Regions from separate parts of the Mus musculus genome. Here all the other regions are linked to region 3. Evidence: chromatin loops called from intact Hi-C (ENCODE). Cell type or tissue: left cerebral cortex. All regions are shown on one strand.

What was found. A loop is a pair of places that touch in the nucleus more often than their neighbours do. Peaks named below come from ENCODE experiments on the same cell type or tissue, not always from the same donor. Only the 100,000 strongest peaks of a DNase experiment are listed, where the experiment ranks them.
Region 1: a loop joins it to region 3, with 6 times the contacts of the local background. A loop is called at or near these places in 20 of 42 quality-filtered maps.
Region 2: a loop joins it to region 3, with 2.5 times the contacts of the local background. A loop is called at or near these places in 2 of 42 quality-filtered maps.
Region 4: it touches region 3 in a loop (6-fold over the local background); 2 of 42 quality-filtered maps call a loop at or near these places.

Annotation. Positions count from the first base shown.
Region 1 is chr1:131,113,087-131,121,086 of GRCm38, reverse strand. Gm51643 (a long non-coding RNA gene) reads right to left here. Exons shown (of 2, transcript XR_003947991.1): 2 at 5,180-5,537. Among named protein-coding and RNA genes, the nearest start is that of Gm51643, 4.3 kb to the right of the region's middle. In left cerebral cortex, CTCF peaks have their summits at 1,885 (motif pointing left) and 4,971 (motif pointing left); DNase peaks (open chromatin) are centred at 1,902, 2,294, 4,157 and 4,949; H3K27ac peaks cover 2,832 bases.
Region 2 is chr1:131,057,448-131,065,447 of GRCm38, reverse strand. It overlaps Mapkapk2 (MAP kinase-activated protein kinase 2), which reads left to right. Exons shown (of 10, transcript NM_008551.2): 2 at 6,686-6,825; 3 at 7,032-7,096; 4 at 7,368-7,447; 5 at 7,828-7,954. Among named protein-coding and RNA genes, the nearest start is that of Mapkapk2, 36 kb to the left of the region's middle. In left cerebral cortex, CTCF peaks have their summits at 2,596 and 4,974 (motif pointing right); DNase peaks (open chromatin) are centred at 2,413, 4,976 and 7,606.
Region 3 is chr1:131,242,854-131,250,853 of GRCm38, reverse strand. It overlaps Rassf5 (Ras association (RalGDS/AF-6) domain family member 5), which reads left to right and starts at 5,676. Exons shown (of 6, transcript NM_018750.4): 1 at 5,676-6,165. The coding sequence starts at 5,724. Gm28913 (a long non-coding RNA gene) reads right to left here and starts at 5,764. Exons shown (of 3, transcript XR_878525.3): 1 at 5,488-5,764. In left cerebral cortex, CTCF peaks have their summits at 4,238 (motif pointing right), 4,775 (motif pointing right) and 5,730; DNase peaks (open chromatin) are centred at 4,752, 5,478, 6,143, 6,891 and 2 more places; H3K4me3 peaks cover 3,617 bases; H3K27ac peaks cover 2,453 bases.
Region 4 is chr1:130,887,108-130,895,107 of GRCm38, reverse strand. Il24 (interleukin 24) reads left to right here and starts at 7,697. Exons shown (of 6, transcript NM_053095.2): 1 at 7,697-7,856. The coding sequence starts at 7,769. In left cerebral cortex, no CTCF peak of the experiment used is centred here; DNase peaks (open chromatin) are centred at 447 and 4,148.

The sequences.
Region 1 (8,000 bases), 130 kb after region 3:
AAATGGGGCTTAAATGGAGAGAAAGCCCCACCCTGCCAGTTGGTTTGAGAAGAAGCCAGCAGGACATGATGGCACTGTGTGTCCTGCCTGGAGGCCAGCTCTGTGGGGAGAGGCTGGTTAAAGAACGCTCTGGGAACCTCCCAGCTCAGATGACTCTTCAAGCGTGAGAAACCTCACAAGTGAGGGTGCCGGTCCTTCTTTATGGGGTGGAGGGGGGCAAGAAATATAGTGAGAAAGAGCAACTCAGGTCAGGGAGGGAGCTTGCTGGTGGGATCGGCTCAAAGCTAGTGCAGGCTGGCACCAGGAGACAATGCTAACATGAGTGAGGGCAATGCGGATCAACTGTGGTAATTTAGGCAACTTAAAAGTTCCATGACCAAATCTTAATTTGGCCAGGGCAGTTGTTTTTGTAATACCAACATACGCACGCACGCATGGACGCACACACTATTCTGTCCTGGCTTTGCCCCCTGTTACATTCCTGTCGGCCCTCCCAACACCCAGCTCAGAATGTCAGAACCTATCTTCAGCAAATGGACACTCTCGCCTTCTCTGGCCCCTCCTGGGCCTCAGGATGGTGGACACTTCTCTTTCTGGGCCTCTGTTTTCAGCCTACCTCTTTAGGGAATCTAGGACAGCTCACCGTGAGAGGCTCCCAGGAGGTGTTATCTTCAGTCTTTGTACTGAAGACCCGGAACTAGGTTAAATGATTTCAAAAGCTGAAGCCCTCGTCCGGGGTTCACTGAGCTGCTGGGGAAGGAGCCTTGGGAACAGAGGCCCACTGCTGGGTTCCTCCTGGCAAGAGCCACGCACCTCAGGAATGCCAGCATGCTGTGCGTTGCCCTGCACGCGGTGGGTTGGCTGGATAGTGGCTGGAGGTCTCGGAGAGACAGAGAAGCTGCTCTCTACAGGGTGATGAGCCTTATGGAACGGAAGGCCGAGAGCAAGGGGGCAGTGCTGCAGTAGATTCAAGGAGCCATGGCTAGGGCTGGCGAGATGGCTCAGCGGGTAATAGCTCTGACTGCACATCTGAAGGTCCCGATCTCAAGTCCCAGCAACCACATGGTGGCTCACGACCATTTGTAATGGGATCTGACACCCTCTTCTGGTGTGTCTGAAGACAGCTAAGGTGTACATATATATATATATATGTATATATATGTGTGTGTGTGTGTGTGTGTGTGTGTGTGTATTTTTTAAAGGAGCCATGGCTAGCACAGAGGTCACGCATGAAAAGTCAGGGCCCATTGTCCAGTTCCTTACCAGAAGGTTGGATTTTTCAAGTTAGACTGGGCCTTCGCCCCACTTTCCCATCAAAAATCCAAACAAAACAAATGTAACGGTCAAATCCCTGATGTTTGCATATGTATCTGGCAAGGAAAGTATTGAAGGAGAGGAAAAGAATAATTTGATATTTTAGGAACTATTCTAACACTTCATGGAGATTGTGTCTAAGGCTAGGGACAAATGCCTGTTTTCTTGAGTTGGAGATTTAAGGGTTAAGTGGAGGTCTGGGACATAGGCAGACTGAGGGACACGAGGTCCTGGGGTATAATCAATAAACTTGTCAGAGGCAAGGGAGGGCCCATGGATGGTATGGAGCAGGTTATGTGGAGTCTGTGGAATGGAGCTGGGTAGAGTGTGGAAGATGCCCTGTAGATACTGGGCCTAATCCCTAAGAGGGGGCAGCTCAGAGACTATAGAATGTGGACCAGGATAGGAAACCCTTAAGGAATAGTGAAGGGGCTGGAGGGGTGACAGCTGGTGACTTGCTGCTCTCAAAGAGGAACAGAGTTCTCCTCCTGGCACCTGTGTTGGCATCCACATTGGGTGGCTCACGTTGGCTTATAATGCCAGGGGCCTGACTCCCTCTTCTGGTCTTCTCTGGCACTGACACACAAATGCATGTACCTGTGTGTGTACAGTGTTTGAGTGTGTCCACAGATACACACACACACATAGATAGAAATAAGATAAATCTTAAAAAAAATAGGCACCCTGATGCGCCCAAGGGCCAAGCACATAAGGAAGAGAGAGAGTTTGTTGGAATCCTGAGGAGCCCTGGCTGTGGGTGAGGATGTAAGAGAGGGCTGCCCACTCGCCAAAGCTTCACTCTGGTGGAGGAAGGAGGCCCTGCCGTCTTTGGGCTGTGTGGGGACCCAGAAGAATAAAGAACCCGATTTCACTTTCTCTCATCTTCACGCAACAGTAAGAATTCACTGGATTCATAAGCCTGGGAAGTTCAGCTCCATGGGCTGAACACACCTCCCACTCGCAGCAAGCCCTTATCCCACGTAGGCATAGAAGTCGGATGTGTTTGATAAGGTCTAATATTAGTCTGAGCAAACTTTTAGAAAACCACAGAGGCGGGAGTGACTAATAGCCTCAGGCAGGTGACTGCCGAGTAGTGCCCTTAACGAGAAGGATTTGTCATGCAAGGAAGGGAATTCCTGACACACAACTTGAAATGTGTAGGAACAGCAAAAAGCAAAAAAAAACGCTCCGGAGCTGCAGAGAAGGCTCAGGGTTTAAGAGGGTGTACTGTTCTTGCTGAGGACTGGTCTTCAATTCCTCGTGTCAGACAGCTCACAACCTCCTAAAACTCAAGTTCCGGTGCCTCTGGCCTCAGGGTCACCATCTCTCACGTGACTGTACACCCACAAAGACCCCCTCCCCAGTGTATGTGTGCAATTAAACCAAATAACAAAACTTTAAAAATGTGACAAAGAGTGGCCAGAGCAGAGGACGCAGGAGGAAGAGAAGCTGGAGAGGGGTTTAGCTTGCATCAAACAACATACCTCCAAGTAAGGAGCACGTCGGTTGTGCAGACAAGGAACCAGAGGGGGTCCTAACGTGGCAGTAGAGGGATGGCTTTTCCAATTCACTAGCAGGAAGCAATGTTTGCACAAGTACCATCCAGGACCTGGGATGGGATCCACCTCTCACCTCCCCATCCTCACTTCTACCACATACCCCACCTCTTACCCCCCCTCCTCACCTCTACCACACCTCCACCTCTCACCTCCCCATCCTCACTTCTACCACATACCCCACCTCTCTCTTCTCCCTCCTCACCTCTACCACACCCCCACCTCTCACCTCCCCATCCTCACCTCTACCACACCCCCCACCTCTCACCTCCCCATCCTCACCTCTACCACACCCCCCACCTCTCACCTCCCCATCCTCACCTCTACCACACCCCCCACCTCTCACCTCCCCTTCCTCACCTCTACCACACCCCCCACCTCTCACCTCCCCATCCTCACCTCTACCACACCCCCCACCTCTCACCTCCCCATCCTCACCTCTACCACACCCCCCACCTCTCACCTCCCCATCCTCACCTCTACCACACCCCACCTCTCACCTCCCCTTCCTCACCTCCTCTCTGCACAAACCTGTTGTCATCTAAAGCTCATCACAGCTCTGACTTGGCATCAAGCTGTCAAGGCTCACTGAGCTGAATGTGTCTCTGGTTCTAGGATGAGGTGGATCAAGAGCACCCAGGAAGCCTGTTTACTAGTCACTTTCAGGTACTATAGGAAAATGAGGGAGGCTGTGAACTTTATAAATGGGGGAGCTGTAAGTCAGGGAGCAGGGCAGTGTTGTATGTTGAGCTTCTGGCTGACACTCCTGGGTGAGTTAGCTCCATTACAGTTGTGACTTTGAGACAGAGAGATGTATTGATTAGACAGCACCTAGGGCCGAGGCTCGTCTTGCCTGTTCATAATGACCTCACACTAGACCAAATGAGGGGTTTGTGAAAGCAGCTGAAGACACAGCATCAGTGATCCAAGTGCACTCTCTCAAGGTCTCGGCGCCCGCCCGTTACCTTACTAGACTCGCAACACAGGAGGTGCCACACCTAAGCTGTATCTAAATCATAGCGTCCTTCCTCCAACTTTGGCCCCATCCTCAAACAGGACAACAGGAGAACCGGATGGACCCTGCCGAGGCAGGTGGGACTTGGGAGCTGATAATCCTAGAAACAGCATGCAGCTCCAGAGATTTTCAGTCTTCCTGGTGTTCTTTTCCAAACGTTGTGGCTATTCCCCCCAGGCCTGATAGCTGAAGAACACTAAAAATAGGCCAGCTCATTTCAATTTAATTAGCCATTCCTCTGAGATCGCCAGATGGAACGAAGCAAAGACAGATGCGCTGGGGGCATCAGAAGTGGGAGTCGGTTCTAAATGTGGTTTTTGTGAGCCCAGACAAAGGCACGCTGCAGCCTGCGGGGACCACAGTCTGGCTGTTGCTCCTAGGTGCTGGCCAGGCACTGGGGAGAGCTGGTGGGTGAGGAGGGTTGGTAGGGGGTCTGCGGCTGGGGCAGGGGCAGAGAAGAGGCTCCAGGCCTCGGGAAAGCAGGCTACTTCCTCCTCAGGCTCGAATGTGTGGTCCCTGTGGAGGCACCTGCTTGTCTAGCTCCCGTCTTAGGGGTCTGTGGACAGGAAACATCCCACAGCAAGAAAGGGTTGGGATTGCCGCCAAGTGAGGTGAGGACTCTATTTCTGGAGCCCTTAAGAGTGGGAGAAACTGCCAGTTCCCCGGGGTCAGATATTTTCCTTATCTGAAAACAGGGTGACGTGCACAAAGTAAAATCAGGCAGCTCTTGGACAAAAGGGGTGGTGGTGGTGGTGGTGTTAAAAGGCCCTTAGAGGGCTGGTGAGATGGCTCAGTGGGTAAGAGCACCCGACTGCTCTTCCGAAGGTCCAGAGTTCAAATCCCAGCAACCACATGGTGGCTCACAACCATCTGTAACAAGATCTGATGTCCTCTTCTGGAGTGTCTGAAGACAGCTGCAGTGTACTTACATATAATAAATAAATAAATCTTTAAAAAAAAAAAAAAAAAAAAAAAAAAAAAAGGCCCTTAGAACCCAGAATTTATGCCCTTAACCAGCGGCTTCATAGTGCATAAAAGACCAGCGGTGTGGAACAAGTGCTCCCCCTGGTGGTGCACATAGGGATAAGCTTACCAGACGCACTTCATTAGTTTATTCAGCCATTCTCTATGTGATACAGTTTGTTCCCAAAACTCCAAACAAACGAATATGAGCCTGATGTGTGAATTAAGGATCGATCTCAGCTCTTTCTAGTTTCCCCTCCCCCTTTCTTCCCTTCTTTTCCCCCTCCGCCCCTCATTGATGGTTAGTCCCAAGCCAAGGGCATTTTTCTCATTTTGCAGGCTCATGTGAGCTATGATTTCATTGACTCCAGGATGAAGGCTGTGTGTGTCACTTTTCCTTTTGGCTCTCCTCCAAGGAGAAGAAATGGCCTTTTGTAACACCTTCGTGCAGCTTAGCTGGAACCTGAAGAATTGCTAGATTCCATACCCATGCTCTGGGGAGGCTGGGAGGAAGGATATTAACCACTGACCGAGAGCTCTGCTTTTGGTCCTGATGCCAGGGAGTGGTCTTCTCTGCTCAAAGCCAGCATCTCTGGCATTCATGCCTGGTCCTGTACTCCATGCTCCTCCTGGGTGACAGCCTTCTTTCAACCCGATCACGCATTACTTTACCGGCTGTCCAAGGTTGGCTGTCAGGAAAGGACGAGGGACCTGGGATTGTGGCACATAAACTGTGAAGACACTCCAAGATGTCTGTGCCCACTTGCCATGGTTCTTACAACCACAGAGCCATCCTCATCCTGGAGGTTTGTCCTTAGACTTCTCACTAGATGGAATCCTGTATCTGCCAGATACTGGGTGCCATGGATGAGAAACAACCCTGTGGAACCAATTCATGTTCTCCTTTAGGTAGACACTCTGTGGCTGAGTTTCTTTTGTTTTTGAGCTTGCAGACCAAGGTCTAGCTATTGCTTTCAGGCACCAGAAATGGCAGAGAGTCCTCCCCTCTGCTCCTCTTCTTCCCCGTTTCCCTGCTCACTCCTCCTCCCCTCATCCTCCTGCCTCCTTTGTCTTCCCCCTTCCTTTTTCTTCCCTCCTCTCATTCTTCTCCCTCCCCTCCTTCCCACCCCTCTTCTCCTTCCCCACCCTCCCATACCTTCCTCCCCTCCTCCCCCTTTCCTCCTCCCCCTTCCTTCCCCCTCCCTCTTCATCTCCCCTTCTTTCCTCTCTCCCCTTTCTTAGTGTCCCCTCCCCCACCTTCCGTCCCATGCTCCCCCCCCCACTCCACTCCCCTCTCCAGTAGGCGTATGTTTGAAAGTAGAATTGCATAGTATATTACAAGTTTTAAAGCATTGACTTCAGGTTGTTGAGATGGCTTGTAGGTTAAGGCACTTGCTGCCAAACCTGACAACGTGAATTTGATCCCATCTATCCCATAGGATAGAAGGAGAGAATAGATCCCAGAAAGCTGTTTTCTAACTCCACATGTGTGCTGTGGCTCATGTATGTGCACCTGTGGCTTATGTATGTCCGTATTTGTATGCACACATACACACACACACAAGAAATAGATACAAATGTAATACAAATTTTAAAGTTAATTTTTGAGGTTACTTTCAACATTTTTTTCTTTTTTGCTATAGCAAAACATATAACATGAGCTTTATCGTTGTTTTACAGGGCACGAATCTGCCCTGAGTAGCACAGAGTTGTGCAGCTCTCAGGATGCCCTGTCTCTAGAAGTTTCATCTATTCTCCACAGAAACTGTACAAGGCCTGTCTTCAGCTTAAGTCTGTATGAGAAACTGCTGGAGTCACTCTGTAATTTCTTGGTGCCTTGAGCAGATAATTGGTGGCCACCACACCACACTCCAGGCTTCTCCAGATCCTAACAACAGGCAAGGCTGTGGCCTCTTCACTGTCCTGCAGTCACAACATCTGTAGGGGTCGATATCATCCCTTTCCACAGCAGAGCCACAGCTAATCTTTATACCCTAGCTCTGGGCCAGACAGAAATTTGCTACTCCATATAAAGGAGGGCATCTGTCTGTACAAATAGAGAGCTGTCCCCAGAAAAGAGACTCTGGCTGTCCTTGGTCATAAAGAGATGCCAAAGGGCATGCATTTGGAGCCAGAAAGATTTGGGTTCAAATGCTAATGTTGGCCCTTGCTAATCACTTGGCTTGTTTGGTTGTTTGGGTTAAGTCACAGATGGGGACACCTTATGGCACAGAGATTCTTTACTTTAGAGAAGGAAATTCAGTAGTACTAGGTCTTCCTTCCTCCCTTCCTCCATCCCTTCTTCCCTCCCTTCCTCTGAGAATACCAGAGACAGCTTGGTTTCCTTTCCTATTGGCTCCTTTTCTGGGGCATCAGTTCCTAAGAACTAAGAATGCTCCCCATTTTCTGAGCCATGACCTCATTTGTGTTGATTAAATATGAAAAAAAAAAAAGGTTTCTTTTCTGCTGGGTGGAGGTGTGGTTTGTTCATTGCTGTATTCTATTGAATTCCCCTGCCTCCTTCCCAGTCACTGGCATGACTATTTCTCTTACATTCTAAACGAAACCTCCCACATCTGTCTCCAGACTCATGAAAGGGGCAGAAGACATGATATTTAGATGTGCACCTGTCTTAGTCAGGGTTTCTATTCTTGCACAAACATCACGGCCAAGAAGCAGTTGGGGAGGAAAGGGTTTATTCGGCTTACACTTCCATACTGCTGTTCATCACCAAGGAATTCAGGACTGGAACTCAAGCAGGTCAGAAAGCAGGAGCTGATGCAGAAGCCATGGAGGGATGTTCTTTACTGGTTTGCTTCTCCTGGCTTGCTCAGCCTGCTCTCTTATAGAACCTAAGACTACCAGCCCAGAGATGGTCCCACCCACAGGGGCCTTTCCCCCTTGATCACTAATTGAGAAAATGCCTTACAGTTGGATCTCATGGAGGCATTTCCTCAACTGAAGCTCCTATCTCTGTGATAACTCCAGCTGTGTCAAGTTGACACACAAAACCAGCCAGTACAAGGGGTTAAAGGCGTGCACCCGGCTTTACTCAGGTTATTTATAAAACAAGATCAGGATGCCTGTAACCTTTTCAGAACTTCGAAGCAAGTGCTCCTGGGAAATTCTTTCCTCTCACATCCCTAATCAGT
Region 2 (8,000 bases), 190 kb after region 3:
TAATACTTCCCGTTTATAATAAACCTAAATTAATGTTTGGCGTGTTTGCATCTTGTCTTGAGGATTTATGAAGTGCAAATGCAGTTTCATTTAAGTTGAGGATGTTGAACATAGCCGGGGCGTCACCAGGATCCTTGTGTGCTCTCCCAGTGGTGACAGCCAAGAGGCCACCTTGTTCTCTCGATGAGAGCGCCATGCTCTGACCCACAACTGGCTTCACGTCTTTACAGCCTCTTTGCTTGTAGACATTTGGGTTCTAGTAGGCTTCCTGCCATCGAGGTGCTGAAAGAAAAGCGTTTGTTGGGCCACTGTTGGATCTGAGATAGCTTTGATAGGTATGGCCAGCTTTCTCCCAATCAGAGTTCTTTCAGTCCTGAGTGAGAATTTGTTTCCTGAATCTCTAGAAGTCTAGGAGTTTGTTCAGATGTGAAAGTTTTGTCAGCCAGCGCAGTTATTGGCTCTTTTCATAAGTCCTCTCTGTACGAGTTGCAGCAGGCCTTTTAACTTGGCCGTCACTGTTTCTGTTTCGCTAAACCACCTTCGGTCATTTTTGTGTTGGACGGATGATCTTTGCTAGGATTCAGTTAGCATTTATCCATCCTGTGTGGCAACTCTGAAAAATTTGTCATTTACAGGGTGACCTTTTGTTGAGCCTCAGTCCTTTGCCACTGCCTTTCTGGTGGTTCCAGAGCATGGTGGGGCACAGCACGGAGAGTCACCCTTAGTGAAGGTCGCTTCTGGGTAGTGTGGCGAGGGTGTTTATGGCTTTTGGTACTAGGATTCCTCATTGTCAGTGTTACTTTGGGTAGAGCCTTAGCCCCCATTCTAGTTATAAAACTCAGTAACAAGGAGAGAGTTGACTTTGACTTCCTGGTAGAATGTATGAAATGCGTACAAGTACCAGCATGTAGGGCTGCTGCAGTCCTTCCGTGTGCATTGTCTGTCTGCCTTCTGAGGAGTGTAGGCTCCGTGGCTGCTGTTATGTTGAGATCAGTCTCTAGGGAGGCTCATCTGCCACTCCCATTGAGCTCTACTCTAGCAGAGGTGGCGGCATGCTCCTTTATCTCTATGACTAATTAAATGAACACACATCCGCTGTCATCTCCTGTGCTCTGGAGCAGGGATGGATGAGCACAGAGAGAAGTGTGGTCTGTCTTTCTAGCCTGTGGGCATCTGCCAGTGGTTCTGGGAGTTGAGATTCCCTCATCACCGTGGCTGCTTCTGTAAGCAGCATCTTGTGTGTGTATATGTGTGTGTGTGTGTGTGTGTGCGCGCGTGCGAGCACGAGTATATCTCTTTACAGTATAATTAATTCCCATGGTTGGGATCTGATGCTGTATTTTTTTAATGCTCTCCATTTTAACCTGACATTGAGCATTCTAGATTTTTTTCAGAATGAAGGCATTCTGTGTGTTTCGTCCCTAGGACCCTCTCTGGCCTTGGATCTATGGGTGTGGACCCTTGAGGATCTGTTGGAAATAGCAAATGATGTAAGGACAGTATGTATTGGTGTCAAAGCTCCGTGACTTCCCCAGGCCTTTCTCGGTTTACAGTTATCCAACTAAAATCAAGTTAGCTTCTCTGTGTTGTGTATGGAAGCTCCACCACTCCAGGCTTCGTGCTGGAAGGAGCGGCGGAGCATTGAGGAGGTGTGGCATTTCACCTCTCCCTGGGAAGAGCTGCGGATGGTGCTAGGATAGGAATGGATGGAGCTGGAGTGAGTGAGGCAGTGGCTGGGCAGGTCCAGTCTACTCTACTCCTTCCTGGAGTGGGGAAGGGTGACGACTGGGACCTCAGGCCTGCACCCTGGGAGAGTGAGCTGGTTCTCGGCTGGGGACTGAGCGCTTAGGAGAGGCCTGCAGAGGTGTGTGTCTAGGTGTCTGGGAGGAAGTGCTACTTACATGGGTTTCATATTCCAGTCCTGCCACAGCTGGCTGGAGAATCCTATGGAAAGATTACTCCATAATGGAGGACCTCATTTATAAAATAGGATGCTCCCTTCCAGAGGGTTGAGCCAGGTGAGATGACACATTGGAAATACTTAGACATTTAATTTGGAGAACTCCAACCATAAGCTATGCCTGCTACTTGAATGTTCACGAAAGAGGTTGCTGAGACTTGCCTACAGTGGCTCCAGGTCCTCCTTTCCTTTTACCCTGAAAAGCTTTGAGGCATCCATGTGGTACAAAAGAAGCATTTGTGGTCCAGAAAGAGGGACTGTGGCCTGGCTTAAGGGAGTGGTGAGTTGGTGCCCCACACAGGGCTTTCCTCCAGGCCCCCAGCTGCCTCCTGGGAATGTAGAGGTCTTGTTTAACAACACAGCAGCGCACTTGGTGCCTGAATTGGACTTGTGCATCACTCTTGGCACCAAGTCGGACTCGGCACATCCCCGCTCCAGCTGTCCCTTTTAAGTGGTGTGTAGAGGGAAACTCAAGGCTGCACCATATCCTGGGTCCCCACTGCCTGGTGTCTAGGGCTATGAATAACCCCTGAGGGAAGTGGGTGTGCCTGGGATTCCAGCTGCCCACCTCAGGGGAACTGATGTACAGGAATAGCAGCCGAGTAATAATAGCAGAACCCTGGTGTGGTGCCTGTCGTGTGCCAAGCTGGTCTTGCTAGTGTGCATTCTTGTCCTTGTTACATGTGTTTAATAGGCTGCCCCCTCAGGCCTGTCATGGGCCTGTTCAGCACATGAGAAGATGGGAGGCACCAGGGGTTAGGATCCCCACTCTCAGTGGAGTTCAGAGCCCCCTCCCTCGTTTTCCAGTGTGTGAGGTCTCTGAGGTATAAAGTATGTGGGGGCAGCTTATTTGTTGCTCCTATTGTCCTCATGTCATGCCATAGGACCAGGCTCCTCTCTGTTCTTTCCTCTTTGGCTTTTGGGTTGACTTAGACTATCTTTTCAGGAGACCCCATGATGGAAGATCTCCTGGAGGGCAGGTAAGGGGGTCAAAGGTGTACAACCAGAGTCTAGGGCCCCTGTTTTTAATCCTGTGCACAATTCCCACACCTCCCTCACTGACCCTACCTAAAACTTCCTCCCTGGGTTGTGGGCTCCATGACCTGATCCTGAACCCTGCATGCCTTTCAGGCCTCCTTGGCCTGTGTACCTTAGTTTGGAACACACATCTTTCGACCTTTTCTGCAAGAGCATTTCAGAGACACCATATAGGGCTGAGTCAAGGCACAGAATTGGTTCGAGGCTTAGCATGGGTATCATGGATTTCAGTTCCTTCCAGGTACACCTTCTCTCAATGCTGTGGTTTTTTTCTTTGTAGGAAAGTCCATCCCCCAGAGCGAAGGTCCTGAGCCCTTTGTTCTCCAGTGTCCTCTCTGCACTGTGGGAATGAGACCTTTCCCATGTGACCCTCCTGGCTGCCCAGCTCTTCCTCAGCTGGGGTGTGCTAGCAGCTTCCTGTCACCTCTCTGCCTGGATGGCTCAGGCCACCTCTCTTGTCTGTCTTTACTTAGCCATGTACTTGAGATCCGTGCATTCTTGCTTTTTCTCTCCAGTGTTCTGTATGCTACACTTGTCTACAAGTGTCTGTGGCACCTCATGGCCCCGCTCTTTGATGTTAACCCGCCCGCCTGCCTGCTATGAAGGCCTTCCATAGCTTCAATTAGTATTCATAACCAGTGAAGGTCTGATAACACTGGGTATACAGGAGGCCCTATCTCAAACAAAACCCCACTAAAACCTCTATACGTATTGTAAAAATCAAGGCTTCTCATAGTTATCCCTAATCTGCCCAACCTAGCCAAGTTTCTAGAGGATAAAACCTAATGAAGTTCATCTCAGTTACTTGTTTTCCTGTAAAATTTTAGTTTTCTCTAAGGATTGAGATTTTCCTAGTCTTTATCCAGTTGACTTCACCTGGAGGAGAGAGGCCTGCCTGCAGCAAGTGCATGCACCCACCTGTCCCACTGTGGAGGTGCAGGGGGGACACAGTTTAGATAGTAAGGCAGTTGCCACACTCCAGAAATTTTCCCTGGAGGAGAGAGCTTGAAAATACATTTACTACTAGGTGAAGGAAGAGAGAGGAGGGATTTGATTAAAGAAATCAAACTTTATTTCACCTGTGGAGAGAAGGCATCAGTATGGAAAGTGTTGGTTTTAGCTTAAGAGAAGAGAACCTTATGTAGAGCTTCTTTGTTTTTGTTGCGTTTATAAGCTGGTCTCTCTATAGTCCAGGCTGGCCTTGGACTTGCTATATTGCCCAGGCTGGCAGAGAACTCCTCCTGCCGGGCCACAAGTGCTGGGAGTATGGGTGTGGCACTACTGGACATGTATTTGCCAGGAAGGATGACCCCACTTCAGCTGGAACTGTTGAGTATGCTGGCCCTAACACTCCTGTCTGTGAGGTGGAACCTGACCCTCCCAGTGCCATGGACGAACCCCGGCTGTGGATAGCAGTGATCCTAAGACAGCTGTGTTCTTGGATCCCAAACCCAGTGTGCAGTCTACGGATCAACTTTCCTCAGAACGCTTGCCTGCACTGTCTGTTGTCTTTACGATTTTGTCTACTTTGGCATCGTGGCCTGAACGTGGGGCCCAACAGCTCCCCAGGGTGTTCATCTCTGATATCTATCTCCTGCCCTCGGATGTGGAGGCAGAGTGAGGGTGTGGGTTCCCCCATGGGATTCTTTTTACTTTTGTTCTGTACTGTGGTGGAGAATGGAAGAGAGACTTGAATTATGAATCTTTCCAGTGCCTGCCTCCGGTGGGTATCTGTCCTGCTGCACTAGCCTGGCATTTCCGATTGTCAGTCTGTTTTGGTTTTGATGTTCAGTGCCATGCGTGGTCTACAGTAGAAGTTCAGTCACTACTTGATTATGTGCACATGGAATTGGCCAGTGTCTCTTTCTGTTCCTCCTACAACATGGGAAAATAAAAATGCACACCCCGTGACCCCCACCCCCCACCCCAACCCCATACAAGCTTGTGCCATGCTCTCATTTGACCACAAGGTGGCAGTGTGACACAAAGCACATGGGAGATAGCTGTCTTCTTTGTGGGTTTCTGCTTGAGAAGTTGCCTCTTTGAAGCCACTTTGAGAAGTTTCAGCCTCTGACAGTTTCTTAGACTCTGAGTGATAGGGTGGAAAGACTTGGAATTTGTCTGTCAGGCCTGATGCAGGCTGTGGCTGTCATCCTAGGAGTTTAGCCTTGGGCAGGCTACTCTCTGAAATGGGTCAACGTGACTATAGCCTGAAAGCACATTAGTGTTATTGGTGGGGATTCCGAGCTTGTCTCTGGCTGTCTGACCCCACTTCCCAGACCTCAGCTCTCTTCTTGGTCTCCCTGCTTGTCCACATTGGCCTCATTCTAGTCAGTGCCCAGTCTCCACCTTATCGAAGGCCCCCCGCGCCTGCCTGCTGCCTGCTTGTCCGTCTGCTCTCTGGCCTGTTTCCCTGCCAGCTCAGACTGCAGAATGTCCAGAGCTGTTGGAGAGTGTGATGTATGGGTAGATCTGTTCAGGTCTTTGTCTTACAGATTTTGGCTTCTGTGCCCTGCATTGAGCAGGCATTCTAGTAAAAATGATAGCTGTTCCTACTGAGCACAGTTTAACCCTCATAGCATAGCTGTGAGCAAAAGTGGCTACTCCACTGTACAAAGCAGAGGTCTGTTAGGATGCCTTTGGTTCTAACAATGGAATTCTCCTAAAAGAGTTTAAACAATCAGGAACATTTTCCATTTATTTATTTGTTTTGCTTTGGAAGCAGGGTCACACTCCCTGGTTTCATTGAGGAGCCACAGTCGGCCCTGAATCCCCACTTTCTTGCCTTGTCTCCTGGTTGTGCCTGGCAGGAAACAGGCTGCTTGGTGATGTCCCAGGGATCCTGGGAGCTGCTGTCTCTCACTGGCTTCTCACTGCTCTGTGGCCAGACCCTTTACTGGGACCATGGTGACAGCATGCTCCTAGCTGCCAGGTGCTGGAGACAGTGTTGGTCCTGTGCTCTTTCTGTGATTGTCTCTCAGTAAATTGCCATCAAAGTTCTTCTGGGCCATTTGGACATTAGGCTTGTTCTTAAGCTAGTCAGTAGCTAAAGGGCGGAAACAAGTAGCTGGCTTAGACTGACCAGAATCCGGCCTTTTAAGGCTGATGAGGGTCCAGCTTGACTTCATGCTCCTGGACACCCAGTCCCAGGAGCAAGAAGGGACATGAGTGTGGCTCAAGGCTGCAACTCTGGCAAGCAGCAGGGTCCCAATCAGCATCGGGCTGACTCCAGAGACCACCGGGCTGAGTCTGCTATAGGTTTGAAGTTTCTGTCCCTGAGGATTCTGGAGTCGCTCCCTTTCTTGTCCTTGAAGTGGTTCCTTTTGTTCTGACTCCGTGGGACACTGTCCTCCAATACTTAACTGCTGCCTCTCCTTCTGTAGACTTCATGCTCTTAGCTGATGGAATGAGAGTTGTCTCAGCTTCCTGTTCAGGCTCTGGAGAGTCAAGCTGAAGTGTTGTGTTGAGTGATTAGAGTCATCTTAGGGTCCTGGAAGGGGAGAGGTTGGGGAAGATGCTGTGAGAGTGACCTTGGGGGGGGGAGAGAGAAAGGAGAGAGAGAGAGAGAGAGAGAGAGAGAGAGAGAGAGAGAGAGAGAGAAAGAAAAAGAAAGAAAACATTTGTAGTGTTGGTGGGGCCAGCTGTTTCTCGTAGCCCTGTGTCACTCAGGAGGTGTTGGCCTTGCAGATGCTCCAGGACTGTCCGAAGGCGCGCAGAGAGGTGGAGCTGCACTGGAGGGCCTCCCAGTGCCCACACATTGTGCACATCGTGGATGTCTATGAGAACCTGTATGCCGGGAGGAAGTGCCTGCTGATTGTCATGGAGTGGTAAGTAGCCTGCAGGGTTCTGACCATCCTATCCCCATGCCATGATGAGGTGCCTCTGCCTCTGCAGACAGCCCACTATGGATCTTGAAGCTTGGGATATCAGCATCTGGCTTCCTTTGGGGGCAGTGGAATGCGTGGGGGTGGGGTGACATGCTGGTTGACAGATCTTTCACTGTACCTTTTTTTTTTTTTTTTTTTCCTTTCAGTCTCGATGGTGGAGAGCTCTTTAGTCGAATCCAGGACCGAGGAGACCAGGCATTCACAGAAAGAGGTAGAGAGGGTCTGCTGTGGCAGTGGCTTTGTGTGCACAGCAGTAGGCAACTGTAGGCTCTTTGAAGGGCCCTGTCACAGGAGTGGGGGAGGGTGTTGCCTTCTCAGGCTCACTGCTGGCCATGGGCCTCTCTCCCTTAGCCATGGCAGGGTCAGCTCCTAGCTCCTTTGTGTGTCTGATGAGTTGGTGGGTGTGGGAGACTGGGGCTGCGTCAGCAGGTTGGTGTCTGAGCTTTCAGACCTCCAGCTCGGGTTTTCTCTCTCGTCTGCAGAGGCGTCAGAGATCATGAAGAGCATCGGCGAGGCCATCCAGTACCTGCACTCGATCAACATTGCTCACCGGGATGTCAAGGTGACACCTGCTTATATAAACCCCATGCTCCCTGACTGCCTGGTCTGTCAGCGTAGGATGGGTCTGCAGCCCAGTCTGTGGCTTGTGGGGCTTGGGACAGGGGACCACAAACTTGGTAGTGAAGCTCAGTTTGGTTGCACTCAGCCTGTGGCTGCTCGTCAGCACCTCACCGTCCCACACATGGATTTCTGAGTCAACAGGAGTCCCCATGGCTCCACGCGGCAGTCTCTGTAGCAGGGAGCCGATGCCTTCACGCTGCCCGCTGCAGAGGGGCTGGATGGATGCAGTGGTTGAGCGGATGAACGGAAGGCACAGTCCTTCCCACTTGGGTTCCTCAGCATTTCCACAGGGATCTTATCCACTCATGTCTCTCTCCACAGCCTGAGAACCTCTTATATACTTCCAAAAGGCCCAATGCCATTTTGAAACTCACTGATTTTGGCTTTGCCAAGGAAACCACCAGTCACAACTCTTTGACCACTCCGTGTTATACACCATACTATGTGGGTGAGTTCAGGGGAGGCCCAAGGACTGAGTCTTTGCCTCGTTTTGC
Region 3 (8,000 bases):
TGACAATACGCAGATGGAGGAGTCACCATGAACCTGCTGCCCCAGCCTAACAACACTTTTCAGAGCACGCACACACACACACACACACACACACACACACACACACACACTTTTGTCCCTAAGTACTGTCAAGGGCAGAGAAAACTCCCTGGGGAGCAGAAGCATTTGGTGACAGGGTTGATGGAAGAGGAGAACCCATCCTGCACCACTACAAACTGTCCTGTGACCTCTGCTCATACACAAAATAAGCAGAGAACTTTTTAAAGTCATGCCTGAGAATGCACAATGGCGCTTATCCAGGCCCCCTCTCTGGCCCATCCGAAGCATCTGGATGCAGCAAATTCACCGCAGTGCTCAGCGCCGTGAAGGATTTGCTCATACTGCTAAGTCCCCTCCTCTTTACCCATAGCCCTGAAGGTCTCAGGGTGCCTTCCTTCCGATATCCCTAGAGCATCATTTCGTGGCTTAGAAAACATGCCTTGGACCAGACGTTGGTTATGAGCCTACAACTGTGCTCATTCTATTGGACCCAGCACCTCCTATTTGCCCTGCAGAGAGAAGAGGGTCAGAAAGAGCAACAAGACCCAAGGGAGGGGGCAAATCAAAGGTCACCTGCAACTCCCATTAGGAGGGTGGAGATAGTAGGGATACAGATAAGAGTGATGGGTGACCCTGGGATGACCCTGGGGTGCAGGACCTGACACCTGGACCTCACCAAGGAAATAGAGTCATATGGGAAGAACACTGGATACGGATTCTGACTCTTCACTGTGCACTTGTATTCACACCAGTTTTATTCACCAGCCCTTCCCATCCCAGCAGGCAGTGCAAAGACCAATACATAGGTTTGAATGGTCTGGAATCCAGGCTAGGAGCTCTGTGTCAGTCACATGATCCCGTGCCTCTGGTTTCTAATCTATAAAGTAGGGACGCTGGCCATTTTGCATTTTACCAGAGACCCTCACAGATTTACTGTTCTCTAGCAATGTGAGGTGTCACCCCCCCACACACACACACCTGCCACTGAAAGTTGCAAGAGACCCCCCTTCTCGTGGAGACTGAGCCTTCTGTGTAGTGCGTAGCCTAAGCAGGAAGAAGAAGGCCTTAGGCATCTCCCTCAAATTTTGTACAAGGATCACACAGTCTTACCTTCCACGGCTTCAGACCCATTTTCTGTGCTTCATGTGTCATATTAATCAAAATCTCTTATAAAATATAAGCCAGTCGTCAGACATCATGCTGGTAGGGTGTGAGAATGTTTGGGCACATTTGTATTCATAGATTTGGGGAATGCTTAGAGACTGGCGCATCTGCTGCCTGGAACATTATTGCTCACAGACACGGGCTTTTCTCCATTTAACTCTGTTTAGATAAATCTAGGAAAGAGCCTGGCTGTCTAATCCAGTAGTTCTCAACCTGTGGGTCGTGACCCCCAAAGACCACTGGGAAAATGTAAGTGTTTACATTATGATCTATGACAGTAGCAAATTACGGTTATGACATAGCAACAAGGATAATTTTGTGTCTGGGGATCACCACAGCATGAAGAACTGTATGAAGGGGTCTCAGCATTAGGAGGGTTGAGACCCAGTGGGCTAATCTGATACAAAACCGCCTCACCGTCTGTCTCCTAAAAATGCTGCATTTGTTTTCAAAACCACTCAAGTCCTGGTATACAGGCATCCCACCTATGGCTTATTGTGTGCCTCTCCCACTAGAGAGCAAGCTTGATGACTGTGTGTCTCTGCCAGACCTCCAGTGCCTGAACAAGCACCTAATACGCAGTGGATCTTAGAGGAGTACCTGGCTTAAGAAATTAATAACCGCTCTGTGTCCCTGAGGACTGCAGAGGCTATCAGTGCCGATGGTCAGCTACCCCACCCCGGCTCTTCTCCGACTCTGAGCTCACAGTGAGGAGTTGCTGCCGGCTCTCCCTGTGTAGGATGGTCTGTGACCTGTGAATGGAAGCGACCAAGATTTTTAAGCTCCAGTGAGGATCAGCAGGGATTTCTCCATTTCCTCCTGGCACAGTGACTGGCCGTATTAGATATGGTGTCTGGGATCTGCAGGAGTCCTGAGAGACTCTTGCGAGTGCTTGTCGTCCTGTACATGGGGCATAAGTGAGAAAGAGGTCTCTGTTGTCTGATGCACTGAGATATGGGGCTGCATTTGCAACATCACTTATCCTGACTGACATAGTAATCCTATGTGTGACTACCAATATCCCCAGAGCTTCCGAAAACCTTCAGAGACTTTAAGCAGCTTCAAATGCTTCAGAGTCAGATAAAAGCAAAGCTTGCTTTCCCCCTTGGAAAATCAGGCTATGTCTGTCTTCTCCTTCTCTTTCTTGCTAGGGGCTGGGGTTGGGGGAGAGGTTAGGGGAGAGGTTGGGGGACAGTCTTGAAATAACTCACCCAACAGGGGAAATAACATGTTATCGGACCACCTCTGAAGCAGCCTTGACCATACTCCTTCCCCTTGGTCACAAATAAAAGCAACATGTCCTCTCTCCTGGAATGAGTCACAGCTGGGAAAAGTGACCCACCCCACACTGAGCCAAGATGATCTGCTAAGGAGCAAAGCAAAACAAGCAAAACAAAACCTCCCAGTAGATGTTCCAGCAGATGTGGTGAGACCTCGAAGCCTGGTGACCAAGGACAAAGTCAAAGATGCCGCTGGCCCGGCACCCATCACCCCAGGTGATGTCTCTCTACCTGAACTACAGGGGTTTGAGTGATTTGGTGATTTTTTTCCCCACTTCTTCCCTGGAGGAGGAGTGTGTGTGTGTGTGTGTGTGTGTGTGTGTGTGTGTGTGTGTATTGGAAGGAGAAGGAGATGTTCTATCATGGGACATGGGAGGGGACTGGATTGGAAAAGATTAAAGAGGTGAGTCCCATACCTATTGAGGTTGGGGGATAGTTACTCCCCCACCCTGAACTTTTTTTTTTGTCTCAGAGAGATGGATCTTAAGATAAAGTTGAGAAAGTTTTGGGTGGGTCACATGACATGGCATTATACTATCTCCATCCACATCATCTGTGTTCATCCCAGGAGCTCTGGCTCCATGTCATTTCCCCATCAGCTCTGGAAGCAGCCATCACTGCTCCATCAAATCAGAGCCACAGGAAAACCAAACCAGAGTGTCTTCTATGTAGCCCCATGCTGGGGATGCTGCACACCTAACTGTCCCAGCCAGCCTCAGTCTATGACAGTTGACACTGGTGTCCTCACAGGAGCCTTCTCAGCCAGGGAATCGAAGTCAGCCACAAACGACAGACCCTTGGAATGCTTGGGCGAGGGAAGGACAGAGATGATGGCTGTTGGCTATTATTCATAAATAGTGTCTCAGAACTGGCCTCCCAGGGCTGTGTGTTACCAGAATCCTGTTACTTACACACCAAACCATCACCCCACACTCAAGCTGGTCTCTGTCCCCGGTCGTACCCAAAAGATGGCACCCCTGAGAGGTACAAGTTTCCAACCTTGTGAAGATGAATAGACACAGGGTAGAAACAAAGCAAACTTTTACATGCAATACAGGTTTCTGCAAGAAGCCAGAGAGCTGCTTGCAGATACCCTAGAGAGGAGGAGGAAAAGAGTATAAAGCCAGGCTGCACTTCCCCCATCACACTTTGGGAGAAAGTGCCAAGGAAGAGTTCCTGCTGGGCTCTCTCAGTTACAAGGAACCCAGCTCTGGAACAGGCAGGTCCTTTCCCTCCACTCTGCTATGGCTCTAGAGCAATAGTTCTCACAGTGGACCATCAGCACAAATGCTACTATGGGAACATGCTAGAAATACAAGTCTAGCATCCTAGCCCAGACTTACTGACACAGGAACTTGCCAGCAAGCTGTGATTTTAAAAGCCCTCTAGGGTTGGCTGGCCTCCAAAGCTTGGAGCACGGATGTAAAGAGAGCAAGAGGAAGGGTGGAGGGGCAGAGTGGTGGCCTCTGTGCCCACCGCCTTATCATAACTTTATCAGTTTGGAGTCCTTCTTTCCACTCCCCAGAAACCAGTGAATAAAACGAGGCCCAGAGACCAGGAACTTTTCCTCTGCCACCCACTTGAAAGGAGCAGGATTCTGATTACCACCACTTGGGGGAGGGGTGCGGGGGTGGGGGTGGGGAGAGAGGCTGTGGAGCAGGGAAGGCTGGGGATTCCCTGGTCACTGGACTTTTAGCCATTGCCTAAATTTACCTTCGAGAGGAAAAGTGAAAGTGAGGATTCCCCAGCCAGACACTAGGGGGAGACCCATCACTAGCCGGGAAAGAACCCTGGAGATTAAAATGTAGGCGAATTTATAGACAATTCCAGGTCTGGTTTCAGAATCCCCACACATTCTATACATACATTATTGCTCCCAATACTCTAACCTGAGGGTTCTCATCCCTTTTATAAGGTAGCTTGTGTGCAGAGAGAACCTATGCATTTTAACCCCGCCTATATTAAACACCGGTACTGTGAAAGTGTATATGAATCATTGCTATCCAGTATTATTTAATAAGTAAGGAGAAAGAGTGTGTACATGTTCACTATAGACATGCCCCTCCCCCAATATTTCTACCAGTGGTTTGTTGAGACCCAAAATACAGAATTTTTGAATTTGGTGCAGTGACTCTATTCCCATAGTTGCTTGCTGGTGGCTGCCACTAAATCAATCAAACCTGTAATTTAAGGGGGGCAGGGGGAGGCGGGAATGTGAGCTAGGCCTAAGTCAGAACCGCAGAACTGGAAAGAGCAAAGGCGCCTGCAGCTACAAAACCAGCCTGTAGAGGGCCCAGGACCCTTGCTAGCCTACGACCGACCGACCGGGCACAGGTTCGAAAATCCACAGTCCCACCTGTTCTCTATCCCTTGAGACGGCACTGTGGACAGGCCCACTAGTTATTACCATTACATAATTTTCAAGACCCAGTGCAAAAAGAATAGGCCGGGTTAAGAATTAGGATTTTCAAGATGGTGGCGACATAACCTTAAGCCAGACAGGAACCTATGGCGCACCCCTTGGTGCTGGTAGGATGCGGACTTCTCCACCCTGCGCCCCTGCTCAGGTGGACCTTCCATACCAAAGGAGGTGTGTAAGGGATTGGCATTCATTTCCGCAGTGATTACTCCAGCAACTAAGGGGGGAGGGGCGTAATTCGGGAGGAAAGTTCCTGTCCACCCATGGGGCACAGAGAGGTCTCTCATGATCACCGGATCACCAAGGATCACCAGTCACTCTAATCCCAGTCTTCGGGGAGGGGCAGTCTATGTAGCAGAGGTGAGAAGGGAGAGAGCTGATGTAGCCAGCTTCCCACGGGCAGCTCGGAGAATCCGCGGGCCGCCTTACTGACAGCGGCGGGCTAGCTCCTGTCCCGGGGCCACACCAGGTTGCCAAAGCCCTGCCTTCCCACCTGCTCCCCGCCCCGCCGGTGTTAGGGCGCCCTGGGAGACGCCCAGAGGGGACGGGGCAGAGCTGAAGACAGGCGCAGGAGCCGGCGCCTACCGAGCTCGCGAAGCCTCTCGGGTGCTCGGACCTTCACCACCGCCTAGTCGCCGAGTCACTCCTAAATCCACGCGGCTCCGACCCGCAGTCACGCGTGTTGCCCTTCCGGCCTCTCGGTGGGCTCCGCCCCGCCCCGCCCCGCCCGCGGGCTGCGGGCCCTTTAAAAGCGCGCTCGACCGGAGCCGCCCCTTCTGTTGGCCAGGCTCGGTAGCTGCCGCCGCCTGCGGGCCTTGGCCATGGCTTCCCCGGCCATCGGGCAACGTCCCTACCCGCTGCTCCTAGATCCCGAGCCGCCGCGGTATCTGCAGAGTCTGGGTGGCACCGAGCCGCCACCTCCCGCCCGGCCGCGCCGCTGCATCCCCACGGCCCTGATCCCCGCGGCCGGGGCGTCAGAGGATCGCGGTGGCAGGAGGAGTGGCCGGAGGGACCCCGAACCCACGCCCCGAGACTGCCGACACGCTCGCCCTGTCCGGCCCGGTCTGCAGCCGAGACTGCGGCTGCGACCTGGGTCACACCGACCCCGCGACGTGAGGAGCATCTTCGAGCAGCCGCAGGATCCCCGCGTCTTGGCCGAGAGAGGCGAGGGGCACCGTTTCGTGGAACTGGCGCTGCGGGGCGGTCCGGGCTGGTGTGACCTGTGCGGACGAGAGGTGCTGCGGCAGGCGCTGCGCTGCGCTAGTGAGTGAGGGCGGGGAAGGTGCGCGAGGTGAAGGGCTCTGAGCCCGGGAGAGGAGGCCATTGCCTTTTGTGGCCAGTCCGAACTTTTAGGCAGGTTACCTTTGGAGACAGCTGCTGTCACTGCCTGGCATCCTTTAATGGCTGCCCACTGACCAGAGGTAGTTGTATGTGTACAGTTACGTATCCTCAGACGGGTTTGAGCCTTCTCCCCCGTGCGCGTAAACAAGCTTGTTTGTAGGTTGGGACTGATGGCTCTCCACAAGGTCATTGTGTCTTACGCACACCCTCTTCTTCCTTTAGTTGTGAGTTTTAAAAATGAGGTAGTGATATTGACAACGAAGTGAGTATTTGACACTTATTAGGGTTAATGGGGAGATGACTCGGTGGTCACCTCAGGTTCTCTCAGGCTCTTCCTCCTAGGGAGCTGTTGGCATGGGAAGCCTGGTTAGGCTTTGAATGGAAGCAGGCTGTGAGGCTGAAAGATGCCAAGGTCACCTGCACCTGAGGCCTCCTCAGCCCTCCACACCTGGCTCAACGCTCTATACTCTGCTCCAGTGTGTGACTGTGCCTCGTGGCCTCCTCTTCCTCCTCCTGTCCCCCTGCACCCGCCTTCCAGCCCTAAAATCACTAAGCTCCCCGCCAGTTCCTTCCTTCCACAAGGCATCCCCACTGGCCTGCTGGCTTCTCCCAATCTTACTGTAACACTGGGCACCAGTATAGAGAGTTTCTGAGCAAGTCTGCGCTCTTTTTAGGGCTTATCATTACCTCTCGCCAATGGTGAGTCTGTATCCCTGTATAAGTCTCCTCCCCACCAACCCAGGGATCTGCTGTTGCCAGAGGATACTCATACCCGTGTGTTTACGTAGCTCCTTTGAACATATGAAGCACGCAGTGCAATGACAGCTTCCGGCAATCATCTGTGGACATGGATTACAGTCACATCTTTTGGTAAAGGGCCATCCTCTGTTGCCTCCTTCAGACTGCAACACTGGACAGCAGCAGCTAGCACTACTACCCTCACTCTAGCCCATAACAGCTCCCCCTCAGCCGCTCCAGAATATGTGAAAGGAAAAAGGGGGACTATTCTTCCTACCATGAGCATCCCCCATACAGGTGCCTGTTAAGGAGAAGGCTGGGCATGTAGAGTCCTGTGCACGGGCTGCTGTTCCTTGTAAATGCTGCTGACCTGCAGACGAATCCAGTGCAACTTACCTCTGGGCCCGCTGCTAGCTTTATCTCCCTCCGTGTTCCTGAGTGCTTTGCAGTACCCACTAGCCCTGGACACAGAGGATGAGGCAGTGGATTCACTGTTATGGATCTACTAAGGCTCAAATTCCAGAAGCTGCACTGTCTGTGAGAATATGCTTGTTGCAATTCCCGCTTGTTTAGACTTTGAGGGACTGTCAGCTTTACTCTGAGTTTGTGATATTCTTCTGGTTAGCAATGATGCTGTGTTGGCAGGATTCTGTGGGTATCTGTGCAGTACTCCATGACGAAATGAGCATCCTCATACCACATGAGAGTTGTTTATTTCCCTTGCTCCGTCCCTAAATAGTTTCCAGCACTTGGGAAATAGTGTCCTCCCTGCCGTTTCCTTCCACAAGGCATCCCCACTGGCCTGCGACTTGCTGAGGTCCTTTCACTTTCTTGGGTTCCTGTGGCCCCTGAGTAGTCGATTTCCTACCAGCCAGAGATGCCTGAACACCAAAGAGGCAGCAGAACTGAAGTCAGGAAGGCCACAGAAAGGAATCTCTGTTTGTTTGGTTTTTTTTAATATTTAACTAACCGTGAGTGTTCGGCTGACCAAGAGAAAGTTGAGACAGTTTTGGTGTGCA
Region 4 (8,000 bases), 360 kb after region 3:
CATGCTGCTGATTGTCACACTGAGCACTTGCTAAGATTTATCATCACGGCAGCTGTATAGTAGCTGAGAGCTACATTCTGGCCTGCAAGCAGAGAGAGAAAGAGAGAGAGAGAGAGAGAGAGAGAGAGAGAGAGAGAGAGAGAGAGAGAGACAGACAGAGACAGAGACAGAGACAGAGAGGCAGAGAGAGAGACAGACAGAGACCAATCCTAGGTCAGGTGACCCTCTGTGACACTCTTCCTTCAAGAAGGCCAGACCTCTTAATCCTCCTAATCCTATCAAACAGTTCCATTTAAATGTACGTAGCCTATGGGGCCACAGTCAAACCTCCGCGCCAGTCCCAGTCCCCGAGCTACCACAAGTGGGTGGTTTCTCCAGGAGAAACCAGTGCTTATCATTAAAGGAGGAGTTGAGAATCTCTGACTCACAACAGCCTCTGTTAACAGCATGCAGAAATATAGGCTCAACTCCGACAGAGCTCAGATCTGTAGTTTGAATCGTCTGATGCATTGCTCACAGCAATCTAAATTCAGAGTTGAAATCCACTTAGATGCTCAAAAGATATTTTAGGCCTTCTCCCCTCTGACACTCTTTCTGCCCTCATTAGCTTAGGGCAACTGATGCTGCAGTGACTATCACTAATCTTGTTCAGTAGCTTATTACAACAAAATGATGTCTGGTTTTTCTTATGCGTGTGGCCGCCAGTGGCAAGGGATGTGACTTGTTTTGAATACTCAGGACTGGGGGTGAGGAAGTGCTCCTATCCTCTAGGATACCAACGCAGTGAGAGCAGGGCAGGAGAGGTCAGGGGAACTGCGCATTGCTCCAACCGGAATGGCATGCATTTCTAGAATCTTCTTGGTCTTACAATCACACTGCCATATGGAACTTCAATGCAATGATGATATATAGCTTTTCCTGCCCATCTAAAAAGAAGAAATATATAAACCCGTGGGATCAAGTACAATGTTTCTTACACATTCATGGGAATAGGAAACCTTAAAATGTATCCTTTGGTTAAAGTCTGAAACACAGTTGCACAAAGTTACCCAGGTCGACCATCCCGACTGCCTCAGCACCTCCACAGTCTCCCCTTTATTTTCTGGTTCACTCTGCTCTACTGTAAGGATCGAGAGTCGGCTTGAAAAGATCCTTTTTACTGAGCTGGATGTTGCAACCTCAGGCGTAACACAGAAGGACAGCTTCCACCGATTGGGAAAGTGAACAGCTCGGAGGAAAGGGAGTTTATTTTGTTTCCAAGTCCATCAGAGTGTGAAAGCCAGGAGTGCAGGAGGTTGAGGCAGCTGATCTTTTTACAGCCACAGACAGCAAGCAGAGAGCAACGGATGCTCCCACACTACTAGAGCAACGGATGCTCACACACAACTAGAGCAATGATGCTCACACACAACTACTTGTCTCCTTTTCTCTGCAGTCCAGTTTCAGCAGTGATGTTTTCACCTAACTTAACCCAAACAGGATACTTTCTCATGGGTGTGTTCAGAGGTTAACTCAGCCTTCACATGTGTGCTTGGAGGCTTACCTCCTAGGTGATTAGAGGTCCTGTCAGGTAGACAGTGAATATAAACCTTCCCAAGCTAGGCCCCTCTGATCAGGGCCCTCCCTCCTTTCAGCTGCCATTTACAAGCCCAGGCTACGACTCCATTCTGCTTCTGAGCCAATACCAAAAATTGAAGGTTCTCATTATGACCTTTTTTTTTTTTTTCTCCAGTTTTTCGGCTTTTTGTTTTGTTTTGTTTTGTTTTTCTGGAATTACTCACAGAAAGCAGGAAAACAGTTTATTTACTAGATCACCAGTTCATAATTCTGTAACTGCTAAGTGGAAGAGATACACAGGGAGGAGGCACGGGGGAGGGTGCTCAGAGTCTCCAGGGGCTGTCTGAGCACACTGACTTCAGTGGCCCCGGGGTGTCACCACCAGGACCTTCCCGGAACCCCTCCCCTTTGAGGCTTTCAAGAAAGCTTCATTGCAGGGGCATGAAGTATCGCTGTCTGGGATCTTGTGTGGATTTCTTTTTTCTGCCAGCTCAAGAACTAAAAGGCATGTAGCTGCAGGGAAAAAAGGCACTCGGCAGAGGGGAACAACTAGAACCAGCAGTTGAAGGAAGATGTTTATTGGGGGTGCGGAAACAGAGACATATAGCTGGCTCCCACAGCAAAGACCCTCTGTAAAGCAAACAAGGACTGGGGAAGTAAGAAAACCCCGTCTCTTCCCCAGAGCTGGGTTTTAATGTCTCTGAAGGTTCTTCCACTCCTAACTTAGGGTTGGTCAATTTGAAAATGACAGGCTGGCTGATTGGCTCATAACTGTTGAGTAACTGTGTCCTCACCTGGCCTTGAACCTGCTGAGCCAGTCCATCAGCTGGGGGACTACTGGGAGAAGAAAAGGCTAAGCTGCCAGGCTTTTGTCTCAGGTCAGGAGAGTGAGGAAGAAGCCAGCCATCTTGGAAGTTTGCCACCTTTATTATTGAGTCATGGCCTCTCTCCCTATCCGTCTACCTACCAGGGAGTGTGTCTAATTCCAAGTCCTTCAGAAGGATTGAGTCATGGGCCCTCAGTGAGGAACAAAATTGCCAACCCCTCTTCCTTCCTCCCTAGAGGTGCATGCATAGGCAGGCCCCATCCCAAGGCCTATCTCAGTGTTGTAAAAAAGACAGTCGTGACTTGAGAGTGTGTGTCAGAGGAGTGAGGTCACATCAGTTATATGACATTTGTTCATCCAACAGTGCTGACTAAACTGTTACTCCGGAAGGGACTTCTGAGATGGATAAAACTCGGGACTTGAAGGATGACACTGATGATAGAAAAACGAACAGCTGTTGTCCATAGGATCTGGGAACCAATGCTTCCTGAGAATCTAAAAACTACTTGTAGTGAGAGAGAACGGGCAGGACACAAGGGGAAAAATTGGCATTTTTCTCCCCACTCATCCTAGTGATTATGGGAATGAGATATATTTATTTCCATTGACACTTTCTCCCTCTCTCCTTCCTTCTCTCTTTCCTTTTCTCCTTCCTTCCTTCCTTCCTTCCTTCCTTCCTTCCTTCCTTCCTTCCTTCCTTCCTTCCTTCGTATCTTCCTTCCCTCCCTCTCTCCCTCCCTCCCTCCCTCCCTCCCTCCCTAACTCCCTCCCTCCCTCCCTCCCTTCTCTCTCTCTCTCCTTCCCTCCCTTGATTCCTATACCTATTCTTTAGAAAAAGCAACCTTGGGGGTGGCCCCTGTGGTCACCTGTCACCGTGTAGGCTTTGGTCATTTTAAAACATATTTAGAGTTGTGTAGCCATCACTGTGCTCTAACCTTAGGACAGAAGCAGTGTACTCCTTAGCATTCGGTCACATTCCCACATCCACTCTATCCTAATCTCCAGCCCTGGGCGACGAGTCTGTTCTCTGCCCCTGTAGATTTGCCTTTTTGGAGCACGTCACACAACTGTTACCATGGTAATTCTAGCATTTGGGAACCTGATGTAGAAGCATTCAGAGTTTAAGGCCAGTCTGGGGACCTTAGTGAAACTTTATTTAGAAAGAGAGGAGAGGGGAGCAGAGAACAGTGGAGAGGAGGGTAGGGTAGGGTAAGGTAAGGTAGGGGAGGGTATGGGAGAGGAGGGAAGGAGAGAGGAAGAGAGGGGAGGGGAGAGCAGAGGAGAGGTTGAACAGAAGTCCAGATGACTTCGTGCCCTGGGTATCCCACACCTATTACCATAAGACTTTTCCCTGTCAGTGGGGAACACTATCTTAAAACAAAGATTAAAGCCGGGCGTGGTGGGCACATCTTTAATCCCAGCATTTGGGAGGCAGGCAGATTTCTGAGTTCGAGGCCAGCCTGGTCTACAGAGTGAGTTCCAGGACAGCCAGGGCTACACAGAGAAACCCTGTCTAAAAACAAACAAACAAACAAACAAACACCAACCCCCCCAAAACAAAAAAATAAAACAAACAAACAAACAAAAAATAAAACAAAGATTAAGCTCAAATCATTGAAAGAAAAATGATGATGTGACTTTCTCCTTTCTTTTGGCTTTCAAAGAATCCTAATTAACATGCTTACTACTTCTCTCCTGCAGGGCAAAGTTTTTCACCCACGGAGAAGGGGGCGGTTTACATTTATCAGCTTTTGCTTGCTTCTTGCCGCAGAGAGAGACTCAGATCCACAGTGGCTGAGACTTTTCTCCTCTGTTGCTGGTTAAGAGGAACTTGGAGGAGGAATGAAATGGGAATAGACTTCATATCTAATGTTCTTACTTTCTACGGCCAGCCTCTGCAGAGCTCCGAGGGCAGCACTAATGATGTTTTGGGTGACATCATTCTTTCTGCAGAATCTCAGCCACACTCCCAGCCTGCCCATTCCACTACATCTCAGCAGTACCCACCAGCTAGGTACAACTAAAAACTGTCCTCAAACATTGCCCACAGAACCCCGATGACAAAATTGTCCACTGAGAGTTTCTGCTTTAGTTCTTTTTCCCTTGACTCGGCCCTAAGATGGTTTCCACATGGAAGACACTGGGACAAGTCCTTCCGATGCTTTCTATGTTCATCTCTCACAATGTGACGAGAACCACCTTAGGTATCTCTTAGAAATGAGTGCTCTTTCTAATTCGTTGAAGAATTAAGTTGGAATTTTGATGGGGATTGCATTGAATCCTAGAAATGGGAACAAAACACCCACGGAAGGAGTTACAGAGACAAAATTTGGAGCTGTGACGAAAGGATGGACCATCTAGTGATTGCCATATCCAGGGATCCATCCCATAATCAGCTTCCAAATACTGACACCATTGCATACACTAGCAAGATTTTGCTGTAAGGACCCAGATATAGCTGTCTCTTGTGAGACTATGCCGGGGCCTAGCAAACATAGAAGTGGATGCTCACAGTCAGCTATTGGATGGATCACAGGGCTCCCAATGGAGGAGCTAGAGAAAGTACCCAAGGAGCTAAAGAGATCTGCAACCCTATAGGTGGAACAACAATATGAACTAAGCAGTACCCCAGAGCTCTTGTCTCTAGCTGCATATGTATCAAAAGATGGCCTAGACAGCCATCACTGGAAAGAGAGGCCCTTTGGACACGCAAACTTTATATGCCCCAGTACAGGGGAACGCCAGGGCCAAAAAGGGGGAATGGGTGGGTAGGGGATTGGGGGGGTGGGTATGGGGGACTTTTGGGATAGCATTGGAAATGTAAACAAGGAAAATACCTAATTAAAAAAATAGTTTTAAAAAAAAGGAATGAGTGCTCTGACTCAGCAGCTTCAGGAAAGTCTTGGCACCGTGTGGTTCCATCAACAGTGTTGGAGCTTGCTCGTGGATCACACTCGGGGACAAGACTGTGCGCTGCTCTGTCTCCAGAGCCCCCTGGGGACTCTGCTATGACAATGAGGACAAAGATGAAGGAGGATCTGAACAGCTCGCACAAGGAAGCCAGGGCTGCTGCCGCTGGAGCCCAGAGTCGGAATCTGGGCATTTGGGGCTGGGTCTCTGTTTTCTCTTCTGTCTCCCTTCACCTGAGACTCACTATCAGAATCACATTCCCCCTTCATCAGACAGAGCCATGCCTGGGGCCTTCTGCCACTACCCAGTCTGCCCGAGAACCAGCCCTGTGTGTCAAGTCTGTCAGCTAACCCTCCCAGTCCATTAGATGGTTAGAGCTGCAGCTGGCGTGGGGCTCCCTTGCTTCTTAGCTTCCTGCTATGGCTGTCTGGTTGCTTCTGCCTTCTCTTTGTCTATTGCCCGACTTCTTAACCTGGCTTCTTTCTCTAAAGTGGAAAGTGGGTTTTAGGAATGATGTAAGGATGGGTGGAAAGGAAATTATGGCCTAGCTTTAGCTTCTGGGCTGTGTGGATTTTATCACAACTAGGGCATAATTATTGAATTGTTGTGACAGGAGGAAGACAGGTATCCCAATGGCGAGGAAAGGAGTGTGGTGGAGTGTCTTGCCTTTGGCAAGAGTGTGACACTCAGCACCCCCAGAAACAGGAGGAATCAAGCTTGTCACAGCAATAGCAGAGCAGGCTGCTGGCCAAGCATAACACATAAAGCAGGGCATCATGAGTGCCATGAAGAAAAGGATGGCGCTGTCAATGCAGAATAAGCCCTGGCCCCTGCTCTGCCAACAGTCTGTGCCATGTCCTGTCCCTTCTTCTCTGAGCTGGGTGATATTATCCTGTCTCTTGTGTTACTTTGCTCCCCAGATCTTTTGCCTGAACCCAGGCCTAAGGATGCTTAGACTGTGCAGGAGGTTGATTTCTAGCATAGTGCAGTAAACCTTCTTAGAAGAGCCACAGAATAGATGCTTTAGGCTTTCTGGTCTCACTGGCTGCTATTTAACCTCTGCTGTAGCATCAGAGCAGCTGGGCCATGTGTGACTGTGTCCTACTAATCATATTTGAAACCTGAACTTCACATATCTTTTCTTCAACTGTCGCAAAATATTTTTCTTCTGATTTGTGTTGCCATTTTTTTTTTTAAAATGCAAGGCTATTTTTTTTAAAAAACGTAAGCTGTTTGTAGCAGTTACACTACCTGTTGGATCTGGCCTCAGATTGCAGATTGCTGATCTTTGAGTTCAGAATCCACTGTGTTCCTCCGGGACATGGGAAGATATTCACAGCAAGTGCTAAATGAAGCTACCCCTACCCCTCCACTGCCCCCTTCAGTCTGTATTGCTCTCAGGATCAATGCTCTCTCCCACGAGGGGCTAGTATATCCTGGGTTTCTGTGACTGGGCTGTCTGTGCTTTCTCCTGCTCCTTGTGTGTTTTAAAGGCAATCATTCTGCATCCCCAGGCTCTGGGTGTGTCTTTGGAGATGTGTGGCTTCAGCCCTTGCCTGAGCACCTTGCTAGCTGGAGATACAGTTGGTCAGGTCTCTCTCTTGCTTACATAGGTGCTTCTATTGTGCAGTCTAGGCCCAGACTAGCTTACCAGAGAACTGGGATCCCCCATATTTGTAGGCCTGTCCATGCACACATTATTTCTTCCTAGTTCTTAAGGAGAGATATACTTGGGGTGATTGTAACCCTGGAGACTGTGGGTGGTTGCAAGTCAGAAACTCCCTAAACCTCCTGGTTCTGAGGATTAAAGGAAGATATTTATTTATGGGCTAGCCTTAGCCTCTGGGCTAATGTCTCATTGCAAACAGACATAATTATTCAATGATTTTGGCAGTATACAATAAAACAGGCTGGTATATTTTGCATAGTAATTGTATGTTTACATGTGTAGAGAATATACAAAGTACTCATGTATTGCTTTTTATATCTTTTTTCTAGGAAAAGTAGGTCAGACCTTTTTTTTCTTTCTTTTTTATTTAGACAGGAGCTATAATTCAGATTGGTCATGAACTCACTAGCCAAGAGTGACCTTGAACCAAAGATCCTCTTGCTTCTACCTTCCAAGTGCTGGGATGAGAGGTATGTACCACTAGGCATGGTGTTTTGATACTTTAAAAATACAATTTTGTAGATGTAGGAACTGCAGTTCAGAGAAGCCAGGTTTCATCTCACCTGAGGGACTGATTTCTGCCCCCACCCCCCTGTCTAAGAGCAAAGGGTGACTAGGTGATGAAGTATTTCTCCAGGGAAGCATGACCAATTTCCCTTCCTCCACATTCCCCTCCTCTGCCCCTCCCTGCCAGACCCCTTATATACAGTTCTCCCAGCCTTGCTTACCCTCAGTCTTTCACTTTTGAAATCATTTCCACAGCTGAGAAGGAGCTTCCCACCCAGCAGAAGATCCTCTACCAATGAATGCTGACTGAGCCTGCCCAACTTTTTGTGCACAAGAAGAACCAGCCACCTTCACACAGCAGCCTCCGGCTTCACTTTAGGACCCTAGGTGAGTAGTGGGGTTTCCCATAGCCTTTGCTCTGAAATGTTAGGCTGCTGCCTTGATTGGGGGTGGGGGGGCTGAAAGGTGGGTTAGCATTTACCAGCCCTTTGAATATTTATATAAGGAAAAAACTAAATGAGAAGTTGCTTA